3 separate regions of the Homo sapiens genome follow, and all the other regions are linked to region 1. The links are chromatin loops, found by intact Hi-C in ENCODE. Cell type or tissue: mammary epithelial cell. All regions are shown on one strand. Region 1 has its middle 79 kb from the start of LINC01717. Region 2 has its middle 15 kb from the start of LINC02769. Region 3 overlaps LOC107985255 (a long non-coding RNA gene).

Region 1 (4,000 bases):
CCCTGGCTGCACAGTGGAATCACCTGGAGGGATCTTTTTAAATTCCTAAAAAGTTAAACACAAATTTTTTAGCATGGAACCCAAAATTCCCCAAGTGATCCCAATGTCAGTCAAGTTTGAGAACCACTGGTATAAAGGAAAGAATATTAGCGGAGGAGTTAGACAAGCCTCAGTTCCAAAGCTGCCTCTTTGTCTTATCAGCAGAGCCTGCTCTTCTGTAAAATAGAGATAAGCATACCTACCTCATATGATTATGTTACTTTTTGTGAAGATTAAACAAAATCCTCCATGTTAAGCACTGGGATTTTTAGCCATGTTATATGCTGTATGTCTTCAGGGCTTCATTCACCCATTAGCCTGGTGATTGAAGCATTCAAAATGACTTTCTGCTGAGAATCTTGGTTCTGCCTGTGGCATTCTCTCAGCTCACCTGATGACAGGTGGAATGGCTTCCTTTTAGGTATTCTCCTTGCAGGCCCCTCAGCTTTCAGAAAGGAAGTTATTCCTGCATGCCCCAGCTCAATGTCCTCTTATGTCATAAGAATTTCTATTTAATTGGCCACACAGAATATCTGGGTTTTAGTTATTTTCCAGGAAGAATCATTTTGAACTCATACTCACTCACTATTTATTAAACATTCTGTCGAGCAAAATACTTTCCGGGAAGATGGCTTAAAATATTGAAGACATTCTAACTTCCAGACAATTTAAGCTTTTTCATTCAAAAAAGGAAAAGAAAAAAATAAGAAAATAGTATTGCTTATCTAGCATCTAAATATCAGGGACTAGAGATATTGTGATAGTTTCAGTTGTCATGTAGCTTGGAGTCTAGTCAGGAAGACAAAAAAAAAAAAATCAAGTCATACCACAAACACATGAGAAATCGCAACCTTGGCAAATGCTGTGAAGGAAGCTTACATGATGCTATGAACCTCTAACAAGTTCAGACAGAGTCAGGGAGGTTAAGGTGGCTCTCCCACAGATGAGGGTTAAGCTGAGATGTCAAGAATGACTAGGAATTAACCATGGGGAGGTAGAGGGGGAGCATTGCAGACAAAAGGAATTGCAAGCTCAAAAAAGCTCTGTGGCAAGAGTGTATTCTTTTTGCTCCAATGTTCTTTGCTTCTTGCCTTTCCTTCCTTTTCCTTGTTACTTCATGGTCTCAAAATGGCTACCACAGCTCCAGACATGGAGTCCACATTCAAGTAGAAAAAAGGGAAAGGAGAGCAACACTAGCTCTATCTGTCCCTTTTATCAGAAGTCAAAATCTTTTCTAGAAGTCCCCCAGCAGGCTTCCCTTTTATATCACTGGCCAGAAAGAGGGCAAATGCTCATACTTAAGTCAATCCTTGGCAAAGAAGAATAGATCAACATGATTCGTCTAAATCAGGAGATCTCTTCCTTTTATTCCAAGGTGAAATATGACTTTTCTAAGCAAAGATGCTGTTGCTGCAGGGATGCTATTGTAGGCTCTTAAAAGTGTCTACCACTGTGGCTATGGCAGTAGTCCAAACACAAGATGGGGTGATATTTAGGAAGTTACAACAGCAGAGCTCATGATTCATTTACCACGAGGATAAGAAAGCAGAATCATCCTATGCAGCAAGTCACCACATGAGCTCAGGTAAGGAGTATGGCTCTGCCAAAAGCAGAGTTTCTGAACTTAGGCTTAGTGATATTTTGGACTGTATAATTCTTTGCTGTGAGTGGCTATCAAGTGCACTGTAGGATGTTCAACAGTCTCCCTGACCGCTACCCACTCAATGCCAGTAGCATCTGCCCAGCAGTGACCAAGTCTCCAGTCTTTGCCAAATGTTCCCTGGAAGAAAAGTCATCCCCTATTGTAAACCACAGCCTTAGAGAATTCCTCCTACTGAATATGACTATGAGTAATATAATGACAGGGCAGGGCTAGTGGGAGGCAAGGGAGGTACCCAGGGCACAGAATTTCAGTAGGCACTTGCACAACCCTGACAGTGGATGTCTCCTTAAATTTTGTGCCTTCAGAGCCTCACTGGGCTCTCCCAATATCTGACGGTGTAGTAGTAGCCCATATTTCAACAAAAATAAACATTCTACTTGTTGTTTCTTGTTCAAGGATGTGTTAAAGACATTGCCCTTTATGAAACACAGAGTTCTGTTTATGAGAAAACCCAGGAGAGCTCCTGCCCATTTTTTGTCCAGAGAAGAGACATGTTTTTCCTAAGCCACTAATTTGCTTTTATCTGATGAATGTTGTAAATGGTGTAATCTTTTGTTTTCCTTTTTGCATTGATTGTTATTAAGTTGTTTCCCCCTTTTTTGTGACATTGGCTCCTATAGAACTTGAAAACCAAATTTGTGGCTTACTTCAAGTTTGTAGAATATTCATTCTAGCCTTATTCCTGACTATATTTTAAGTTCCTGCCTTTGTTTTTCATTTCCATTTTGACTCAGTTTTTATTGGTGTTATTTTACATTTGATGTATTCTTATAAAATACCTTAAATATGTTTGAAACTAATATCATCAAGTACCCAGCATGGGGCCTGGCACGCAGAAGACATTTGATACATAGAAGTTTCCTTTCTTCATGTTGAGATAGAAAAGTGAGGCACTGCGTGGGACAGCTGTTTGTAATGGCCAAGTGCTCTAGAAGTGTAAGAGTAAAGGCTTCCAATAAAATCCAACACTGTTTTATTTTTTAAAAGTCTAGTAAACTAGGTATTGAAGGAACATACCTAAAAATAATAACAGCCATGTATGACAAACCCACAGCCAACATCATACTGAATGAGCAAAATCTGGAAGCATTTCACTTGAAAACCAGCACAAGGCAAGGATGCCCTCTCTCACCACTCCTATTCAACATAGTATTGGAAGTCCTGACCAGAGCAATCAGGCAAGAGAAAGAAATAAAGGGACTGGGTGTGGTGGCTTATGCCTGTAATCCCAGTACTTTGGGAGACCGAGGCGGGCAGATAACGTGAGGTCATGAGTTCGAGACTAGCCTGGCCAACATGGTGAAAGCCTGTCTTTACTAAAAATATAAAAAATTAGCCAGATGTGGTGGCATGCACCTGTAATCCCAGCTACTTGGGAGGCTGAGGCAGGAGAATCGCTTGAACCCAGGAGGCGGAGGTTGCAGTGAGCTGAGATCATGCCACTGCACTCGAGCCTGAGAGACAGAGTGAGATTCCATCTCAAAAAAAAAAAAAAAAAAGAAAAAGAAAAAGAAATAAAGGGCATCCAAATAGGAAGAGAGAAACTCAAACTATCCCTGTTTGTAGATGACATGATTCTATATCTAGAAAACCCCATAGCCTCGGCTCAAAAGCTCCTTCAGCTGATAAACAACTTCAGCAAATTTCAGCATACAAAATTAATGTACAAAAATCACTAGCATTCCTATACACCAACAGCCAAGCCAAGATCCGAATCAGGAAGGCAATCCCATTCACAATTTCTACAAAAATAATAAAGTACCTAGAAATATAGCTAACCATTGAAATCCTTACAATGAGAATTACAAAACACTGCTTAAAGAAATCAGAGAAGACACAAACAAATGGAAAAACATCTGATGCTCATGAATAGGAAGAATCAATGTCATTGTAATGGCCATACTGCCCAAAGCAATTTACAGATTCAATGCTATTTCTATCAAACTACCAAAGACATTCTTCACAGAAATAGAGAAAAATGATTTTAAATTCCTATGGAACCAAAAAAAAGCCTGCATAGCCAAGGCAATCCTAAGCAAAAAGAATAAAGCTGGAAGCATCACATTACTTTACTTCAAACTATACTACAGGGCTACAGTAACCAAAACAGCATGGTACTGGTACAAAAACAGACACATAGACCAATGGAACAGTACAGAGAACCCAGAAATGAGGCCACACACCTACAACTATCTGATCTTTGACAAAGGTGACCAAAAAAAGCAATGGAGAAAGGACCCCCTATTCAATAAATGGTGCTGGGGATAACTGGCTAGCCATATACAGAAGATTGAAGCT
Region 2 (4,000 bases), 150 kb after region 1:
AGTAGGTTCTCTGAACCCTGGTTAGCAGGACTAAGGGAGAAATATGAGTTTGCTTAGGATCCATGGTGTGCCAGGAGTGCATAAGCTCCATAATATGGGCAGGGATGTTTGTCTTGTTCACTCCTGTATCCCCAGCACTGAGAAAAATAATGACATAAATAGGTGTTCAACAGATATCTACAGAACAAGCACATGAATTATAGAAAGAAAATGAATCATGCCTGGGTTCTTCCATCATGGCAATTTCCAATCCTCTTCTTATAAGCCAAAGTTCTTTTTCTTATGAATGCCTCCAGGGTTTCCCTATTCATCCTTTCACCAACACACACAAAGCACTTAATCCGTGCTTAATCCTAGTACAGGTCCTTAGTGACACATACGCTAATCTGCTTTTCGCCACCTAGTGCCAGATTTGTAAATTGACTCCTCCTGAACCTTCCTTTCCAGAGAAATGGAAGGTTTCCCCTCTTCACTCTGTGGAGTTAGGGACCTGGGAAAACATCTTTTCCTATCCTCTTCTTTTGAGGGAAAACAATTATTAATGCATCACAAAAGAAAAGTATATATTCTCACCTCAGATATGTTATCAAAGGAAATGATAAGTTGTTTTCATAGTGTTGAGCTTTATATATAAGGTAGATTTGGGGACCAGACAAGCTGGTATGAATCCCACTGCTGCCCACGGTAGGTATGAGAATTGGCAGGTTACTTTTATATTCTTAGTTTCAGTTCTTTCCCCCCTAATATGGATGAAAATAATAGTAATGCCTCTCAAGGCAATGTGTAAAACATACCCATGGTAAATATTCATTCATTTATTTATTTAACAAATATTTAGCAAATGCCTTAGATGTCCCAAGCATTATTCTGTTATAGCCTCTTGGATACAGCAATTAACAATGCAGATGACAAATCTCTGTCCTTATTTTGCTTATCAATTAGTGTTAAATAAAGATTAGCCATTATTATTGATATATTATACTAAACCTGAATACTCTAGAACTTTTCATCTAGACTAAGTCTTTTCTTCCCCTGTAATTGATGTCAGTGAGTCATTTGTATTTACTGCACAACTGCAGAGTACAGAGCCCTGGATTGAGTCTATATGGAGGGGGAAGAGGAAGGAGGATAGACTGAAGACGTGGCCTCTGCCTTCAGGAGTTTATAGTGCACACGCAAAGACTAGCAAGGATGAAAGGACTTTTGAATTTAAGAAACATGCATAAATTAAACATACCGCTCTTTTTGGCTTGTCCTCTGAGTAATAAGAACACGAGTGGATTTTCATCACTGTCTGTTGTAATCTTTCCAGAAAAACCACTGAACCATTCTGAAGGCTTCAGGAAGAGAAAACTAATGGCTTTATCTGAACTCCTTGGGAAAGAATGGGGTTTAGTAAGTAAATGGATGCATGTTTCTTAAACTGGCAAGAATCCTCATCAAGTGTCCTGACAAGGCAACAAGCAGATGAATGTCAATGTTATGTATCTGACACATTACCCACACACGTAACTCTGTGATTTTATAGAATTTTAGCCTCTGAAGGAGATTTTAATTATCCTCTTACTCAAATCTTTACCTTTACAGAGAAGGAAATACATGCAGAGGGGAAGAGTGATTTCACCCGAGGTGGTGCGGCTAGCATGTGGACTGCCTGGACCAATGCCTCAGTATCCCCATCGCCAGCACAGTGTTTTTTCTAGAACCTCTTGAAGCCTAAAGCCTCAGTATCCCCATTCTTAGTCCAGAGTTCTTTTTAGAACCTCTTGAAGCCTCCTTCTGTCTGACTTGGAGTGAAAACCCTTAGAGCTCAATGGCCTTTTTAACCAAATTGCTTGCTCTGAGCTCAGGCTAGTGGCATGTTGTGAGGGAATCTGAGTAGGAGCTTGTTGATAAACAGGTCCTGGCAGTGAGATTAGACACATTTCTAGTTATGGAAAAAGAAAGGGGGCTTTGCAGGTGCTTTTCCTCATACTGTTCTCTTCTCAAGGAGTTCAGATAAAGCTGCGAGTTTTCTTCTCCCAGACCCCTCAAAATGGTTCCACAGTTTTTTTCTGGACAGACTTGAATTAACAGTCTAATCTCACTAGTACTGAGAGAGAGCTGAGAACAAGCAAGAAAGGGTGGTGTGTTGAATGCATCCATGTTTCTTAAATTCAAGAGTCCTTTTGATCCTTGCAAAAGACCTCTGTCACTGTGGAGGAGACAGTACTCCAAGTTCCCCCAGTCTTGACTAAACCCCGTCTTCAATGCCTTTTGCTTCTGAAAGGATCTAGATTCGCTTGGGAAAGGGGGAGAGATTTTAAAAGGAGGTGACACCTAGTGGTCACTGTGACAAACAGCAGCCTACAGCGAAGAAGGCCGGTTGCTAAGGGTAGCAGCTGCAGCCATTTGTCTCCACTCTGACTAAATGGCCGGAAGAATCATAGAATGTTTATATTGGGAGCAACCTCCAGAGATTTTCTGTCAAGACATCTGCCTCCAGCCAGCACGAATAATATGTCTTATGCTTATGGTGTTGTATAAAACACTTTTACAAATATTATCACGTTTAATTCTCACATCGGCCCTGTGAATTTTGTAACATCATTATCTCTTTTTTAAAGACGAGATGATCAGTCATAATTTAGGCTTCTTGAGCAAAATCACTCAGCTAGTGAGCCATGAAGTAGGAGCTAGGAGTCAGGCCCTCAGCCCTTACCTTCCCACTTGCGATCAACTGTTTACTGACTCTAGGAAAAGACATGGAAGTGTTGAGTGAAACCCCGTCTCTACTAAAAAAATAATAATAAAAAAATAGCCGGGCGTGGTGGCGGGCGCCTGTAGTTCCAGCTACTCGGGAGGCTGAGGCGGGAGAATGGCGTGGACCCGGGAGGCGGAGCTTGCAGTGAGCCGAGATGGCGCCACTGCACTCCAGTCTGGGCGACAGAAAGAGACTCCATCTCAAAAAAAAAAAGAAAAAAAAGAAAAAAGAGACTGGTTTTTCACCAGGCTCAAACCCCAGCCCTTGCACAAAAATTGGCTTAGTGTTTGGAGCCAATTTTACATAAGTATTTTTGAGTCAGGAGAGAGTTTCTTCCACCTGCAAATTCATCTCTAAATTCCCTCTCCGTACATGAGAATAACAAATCTTCTCGGTGGGAAGAAAAGAAGTCGGCTTGATATGGACTGGCTGCAGAGAGGAGGGGGTTGCTGGGTCCCTGTGGCAGTGAACGATGGGGCCATCCAGGAATACGGAAGAGGCTGCTGGTTGTGTCAGAAGAGTCCTTGTAAGAGGAAATTAAGCCGGATATAACCTGATATGAAATCGCTGGGTACATCTCAGGTTCCTGGCTTAAATATTCAATAGTCTTCAGGGAGAAAATGAATTAATGAATAGGGTCATCTGACAGTAGAATTTTTTAAAAAGTGTTTGAAAAGTAAAAACGCGTTCTACCCCATCCACTCCCTCAGCCACACCCTCTCTACAGAGGCTCCAATTTCTCACAGAATTTCTCAGGTATTGCCTCACCTACTCCTACCCTAGCCCAAGCTGCCTGTCATCCCTCCCTGCTACATCTCTTGGTACTTGGACGTTCAAGTACAGCAGCCTTTAGCCGCTTACACAATCACAGGACATCCTCTGAAAGAGAAGCAATCTTCTGTGGTTTGGTTGTTTTAGAAAGAAGGCATTGTTGATGGAGGTCTTGACTTGTGGGCTGACATAGCAAGCGAAGGATGGGTTTGCTTTTTCTGGATGTTACTTGTTTAAAAAATATATTTATAAGAGAAAGCCCTCTCTATTTTCCTAAGGGATAGGGCTGGACAGGAAGTTTTCAGAGATTCAAGCCAGATGGGGGTGCAAACCTCTCAGGACCAACACAGCATCTTTCCTGAGCTCTCTACTGTGGATGTGCTGAGGTCCTCCACATGAAAGTTAGGAAGGGATATTTCTCCTTTCAGCAAGAGGCTGCTAGTTGTGCCAGATGAGTCCTTAGGAGGAAATCAAGCCAGATGTAAC
Region 3 (4,000 bases), 230 kb before region 1:
ATATGTCTCCTGGGCCATTTTCTCAATAAAACCAAGGCAGACTTCATTTTGTTGCTTTGCTCTTACCATGTGGGAGTTGAGGATTAAGCTGGCAGAATGGGGCCTCTCCTGCCCATGGCACAGAGACAACTTTCCTGCTGAACCTCTACCATTTGGTTCTTAGGCCCTTGGCTTGTCTTGAGGTCCTGTGAATCAGTTCACACATGACATGGGCCTCCACCAATACACCAGAGAAACAAAAGGTAGGGCAAGGGCTGAGAACCATGTATGTTGCTCAAACTCATCCTTCTTCAGGTGCCAAGGCTCTATTTATTTTGGAGAACTTTGTTCACTTGAAAATTTCTTTGAAAGGTAATAAAGCAATGGTTTTAAAATTGTATTCTACAGTGCCAAAGGATTAAGAGGAAGGTGTTCCAGAGACAGCTCAAGCAAGAAGCTCCACACCTTCTGCCTCAGTTTCAGCCAAAGCAGCTTTATTACTGACGGATTTATGTATTGGAATTGTACATATGAGTCTATTGTTAGAAAGGTTTCATTACTTTAAAAGATTAGATGATCTAATGAATTGCTATTTCAAAACATTGCTGGGAGCCCAAGAGAATTAACAAAGTCACCTCCCTCACAGATCCCAGACCAAGAAATCTGGAAGGGATTCCGAATCATACAGCCTCTTTCGAGTGAGTAATTCACTAGGACATTAGGAAAGTGCACAAAGTCTCATAGACTGTACCCCATCCCCTCAAGACCCTGAGTTCCCTAAAGGAAACTTTTAGCCCCGTGCTTTGCACACAGTCAAAGACATAAGAGTGACTGTAGAATGAGCAAAGGAATGACTCAGGATTAGCCTTTTGTATAATGCATATAAAAATCAAAGCTCAGAGTGGTGAAGGTTTTGGCCCAAGGTCATAAAGGAAAAACAATGGCAAAGTTAGGATAAAACTCTGGGATTTTTTACACTGGATTGTGCCCCATTGACTCTTCAACAGCAATAAAAATGTCCAAAGTCAGCTGGGCGCGGTGGCTCATGCCTGTAATCCCAGCACTTTGGGAGGCCGAGGTGGGTGGATCACGAGGTCAGGAGATGGAGACCATCCTGGCTAACACGGTGAAACCCCATCTCTACTAAAAATACAAAAAAAAAAAAAAAAAAAAAAATAGCCAGGCATGGTGGTGGGCACCTGTAGTCCCAGCTACTTGGGAGACTGAAGCAGGAGAATAGCATGAACCCAGGAGGTGGAGCTTGCAGTGAGCCGTGATCATGCCACTGCACTCCAGCCTGGGTGACAGAGTGAGACTCCGTCTCAAAAAAAAAAAAAAAAAAAAAAGTCCAAAGTCAACTTCTCACTTCCTAACCTTTGCTCTGTCTCCAAACTCATCCTAAAGATGTAACACAGAGACAGTGCAAGTTCCAATTCAAATGATCAATGGTTTTTTCTTTCTATTTCCATTAGCACAAGATTTGAAAGAAGTCCCCCCCTTTTTTGTCCTCCCTTCATCCCTTTAGCTCCCACAAGGGCAGGGGTAGACGCTGTCCAGCAGCAGTGATCTGTGGGTGTTGCTGAGCTGAGGACAGAGGAGACAGTTTAAGGAAGACGAAGCCTGGCTAAGGTTAGGCTCTTCCAGTTTCTCCTTCCTTTGTGCCTTGCCTTTTTTTGCATCACTGATGTTATTTATGGAATGCCAGCATGTTTCTTTTTTTAATTAAAAAGAGGAAATATCGAGTCTCGTATAAGAACAAGAGTGATGACTCAATAGGGCTGCTCAGTGCCAAATTACTTCCTGTAATCGCATGTGTAGCAGTGTTTCTTACAGAAGCAGGCTTTGGGGCTCCTGGTGAGATTGCACCCGGGCTGCCCACCTGCCCAAGTGACTCATTCCTAACAGCCCAGGATGTCTCACACATTTAGTCATAAACTCTGGCCTGATGAAACCAAGCTTACCCAATCTTGCTGATCTATAAGCAGGGAAGGGGGATAAGCTAGCAGGGATAATATAATTTTTGGTTGAGTCTTCTTTCAGGTAAAATATTAGGTTTTTCAGGCATTGTAACATATCAGAGGATTATTATTTTTAATAATATAAATCACCTTGAAACATATCTATTTTAATTTCTTCCTGTTACTGGGAAGGAAACTAAGACCTAAGTCAATTTGGAGAGTATTTGACTATCTACTATATAGAAAGGATTGTGCTCAGCCTTCGTGGGCCAAATGACCTTTCAAGGTCCACAACATATGGGTGACAAACAGAATTAATTGCTAAATATCCTCATTCCCATACAAATCTCCCTTCCACCATATGAATCTAAAGTTTGGGTTATTGTCAGAACTATCTTGCCAGTCTAGAAATTCTAGACTGATATGTGAATGAGTATGTGTGTGTGAATGTGTCTGTGTGTGTGTGTGTGTGTTAGCTATGTGCCTGTAGCTAGGAGAGGTATATTGCAATCCAAACTGGAAACAGTAGACATAGAAGGCAGCATGTCAGAACTAGAAGACATGCCCTTTGGATTTATAGAAACCTAGTTGTCAATTTTGGTCCTTCCAACTACCATGTAACCACGGCTCAGTTTCAAATCATGTTGAGCCTTACTTTTGTCCTATAAAAATATACAGTAAAATAGGTTTGATGTTTACCTAAAAAGAGTATATGCAAAGTATATTAATCTTCCTTTTTGTTTTCTTATGCTTTGACATCTTGGGGACTTGCTGGTCCTGGAGGGACTGTTCTGTAACCCATGACTTTAATCCAGTCACCTCTATTCTATTAGGCTCTCACATTCCTGGCTACTATCTCTGTTCTAATCACCCTGGGGCCAGATACCAGACTAACAGGAACAGTCCTTCTTCCCCAGAACCTATTAAAATTATTCAGATGGGCCAATCCTAAGCATCCTTATCCTGCCTCACATATTTCTTCCCACGGAAACCACAATAAAGGCTTTTGCCCACGTTTTCCCTTCATTCCCTCTGCCTCCTGAGCTACCTTGGTGCCTTCCTGTATGTCTCCTTCCCCACCTGTCCCTACCCCTTAATGTGGCATGCGCCTTCTTTGGGATCTGTGAGTAGCAAACTCTTTCCACTGGTAGTCATCTCCCGATCTGTTGATGTCGCCATACCTGAATGATAATATAACCTATATTCAAAAGCGGAGTACTGACAAAGCACTTCATACTTAAAGGTTCTCAAATTCTTCCATGTAACATAATGAATTAATGACTGCCTATGTGTGAAGTTTTTGAGTATACAGATATGAATAATACCCACTTTCAGCTTTCAAGGGAGTACTGAAAATAGCATCCTATCAGAAGTGTGGGTGGGGTATGGAAATGTTTCTATGACAGATCGAGGACATCAAATGACCTGCTTCAGGACACACACCAATTCAGAGTTTTCTGACCACCAGCCCAGGATTTGGCTTTCAGTGGGATCTACGGCTTCTTTGAGTAAGACTTTGGATTTTGACCTTGGCCTGTCTGCAGCCAAAAGTATGCTTGGTTGCCCCAGAAACAGTCCATGTTAGCCTCCACCTCCTACTCTGGGGTTTTGTTCAAGTGGTACTTAGACAAAATATTCATTTCTTCTTTGGCCTCCATTCTACATTCCATATTCATTTATTTTCAATAAACAGTTTCAGATTCCTCATTTTTCCCCCTAAAGCTTACAAATAAATTTTTCTGTCTTGCCTTTCTTGCTGCATTTACATAAAAGCCACGCTGAAAAATTTATAGCAGTAATGGAAATCTTGGGGAAAACAAAATGCTCTGAGAACAAATGGCTGCTTTAACCCTTTGCTAAAGAGCAATGAGTGCCAGGCTTGCAGTGCCACAGGGCAAACAATTCCATGGGGAAGAAACACACCTGAAGATACCCAGCTTACCTATAAAATGCCAATAATGGAATCAATTGGAGGAGGGATCCTTATGACTTTATTCATCAAATTCTTTAAGTCTATATTCTCTTATTACAGAAATAAAAGTGAATTTAATTGCTAAGTTTTG

The links. Peaks named below come from ENCODE experiments on the same cell type or tissue, not always from the same donor. Only the 100,000 strongest peaks of a DNase experiment are listed, where the experiment ranks them.
Region 2: a loop joins it to region 1, with 5 times the contacts of the local background. A loop is called at or near these places in 2 of 110 quality-filtered maps.
Region 3: it touches region 1 in a loop (8-fold over the local background); 2 of 110 quality-filtered maps call a loop at or near these places.

What each region holds. Positions count from the first base shown.
Region 1 is chr1:208,805,492-208,809,491 of GRCh38, reverse strand. No RefSeq gene overlaps it. Among named protein-coding and RNA genes, the nearest start is that of LINC01717, 79 kb to the right of the region's middle. In mammary epithelial cell, no CTCF peak of the experiment used is centred here; DNase peaks (open chromatin) are centred at 941, 1,571 and 1,891; H3K27ac peaks cover 2,476 bases.
Region 2 is chr1:208,650,816-208,654,815 of GRCh38, reverse strand. No RefSeq gene overlaps it. Among named protein-coding and RNA genes, the nearest start is that of LINC02769, 15 kb to the right of the region's middle. RefSeq lists a silencer at 2,271-2,457. In mammary epithelial cell, CTCF peaks have their summits at 405 (motif pointing left) and 2,328 (motif pointing left); a DNase peak (open chromatin) is centred at 2,325.
Region 3 is chr1:209,037,353-209,041,352 of GRCh38, reverse strand. All of the region lies in intron 1 of LOC107985255 (a long non-coding RNA gene), which reads left to right. Among named protein-coding and RNA genes, the nearest start is that of LINC01774, 67 kb to the right of the region's middle. In mammary epithelial cell, no CTCF peak of the experiment used is centred here; DNase peaks (open chromatin) are centred at 1,842 and 2,402; H3K27ac peaks cover 2,375 bases.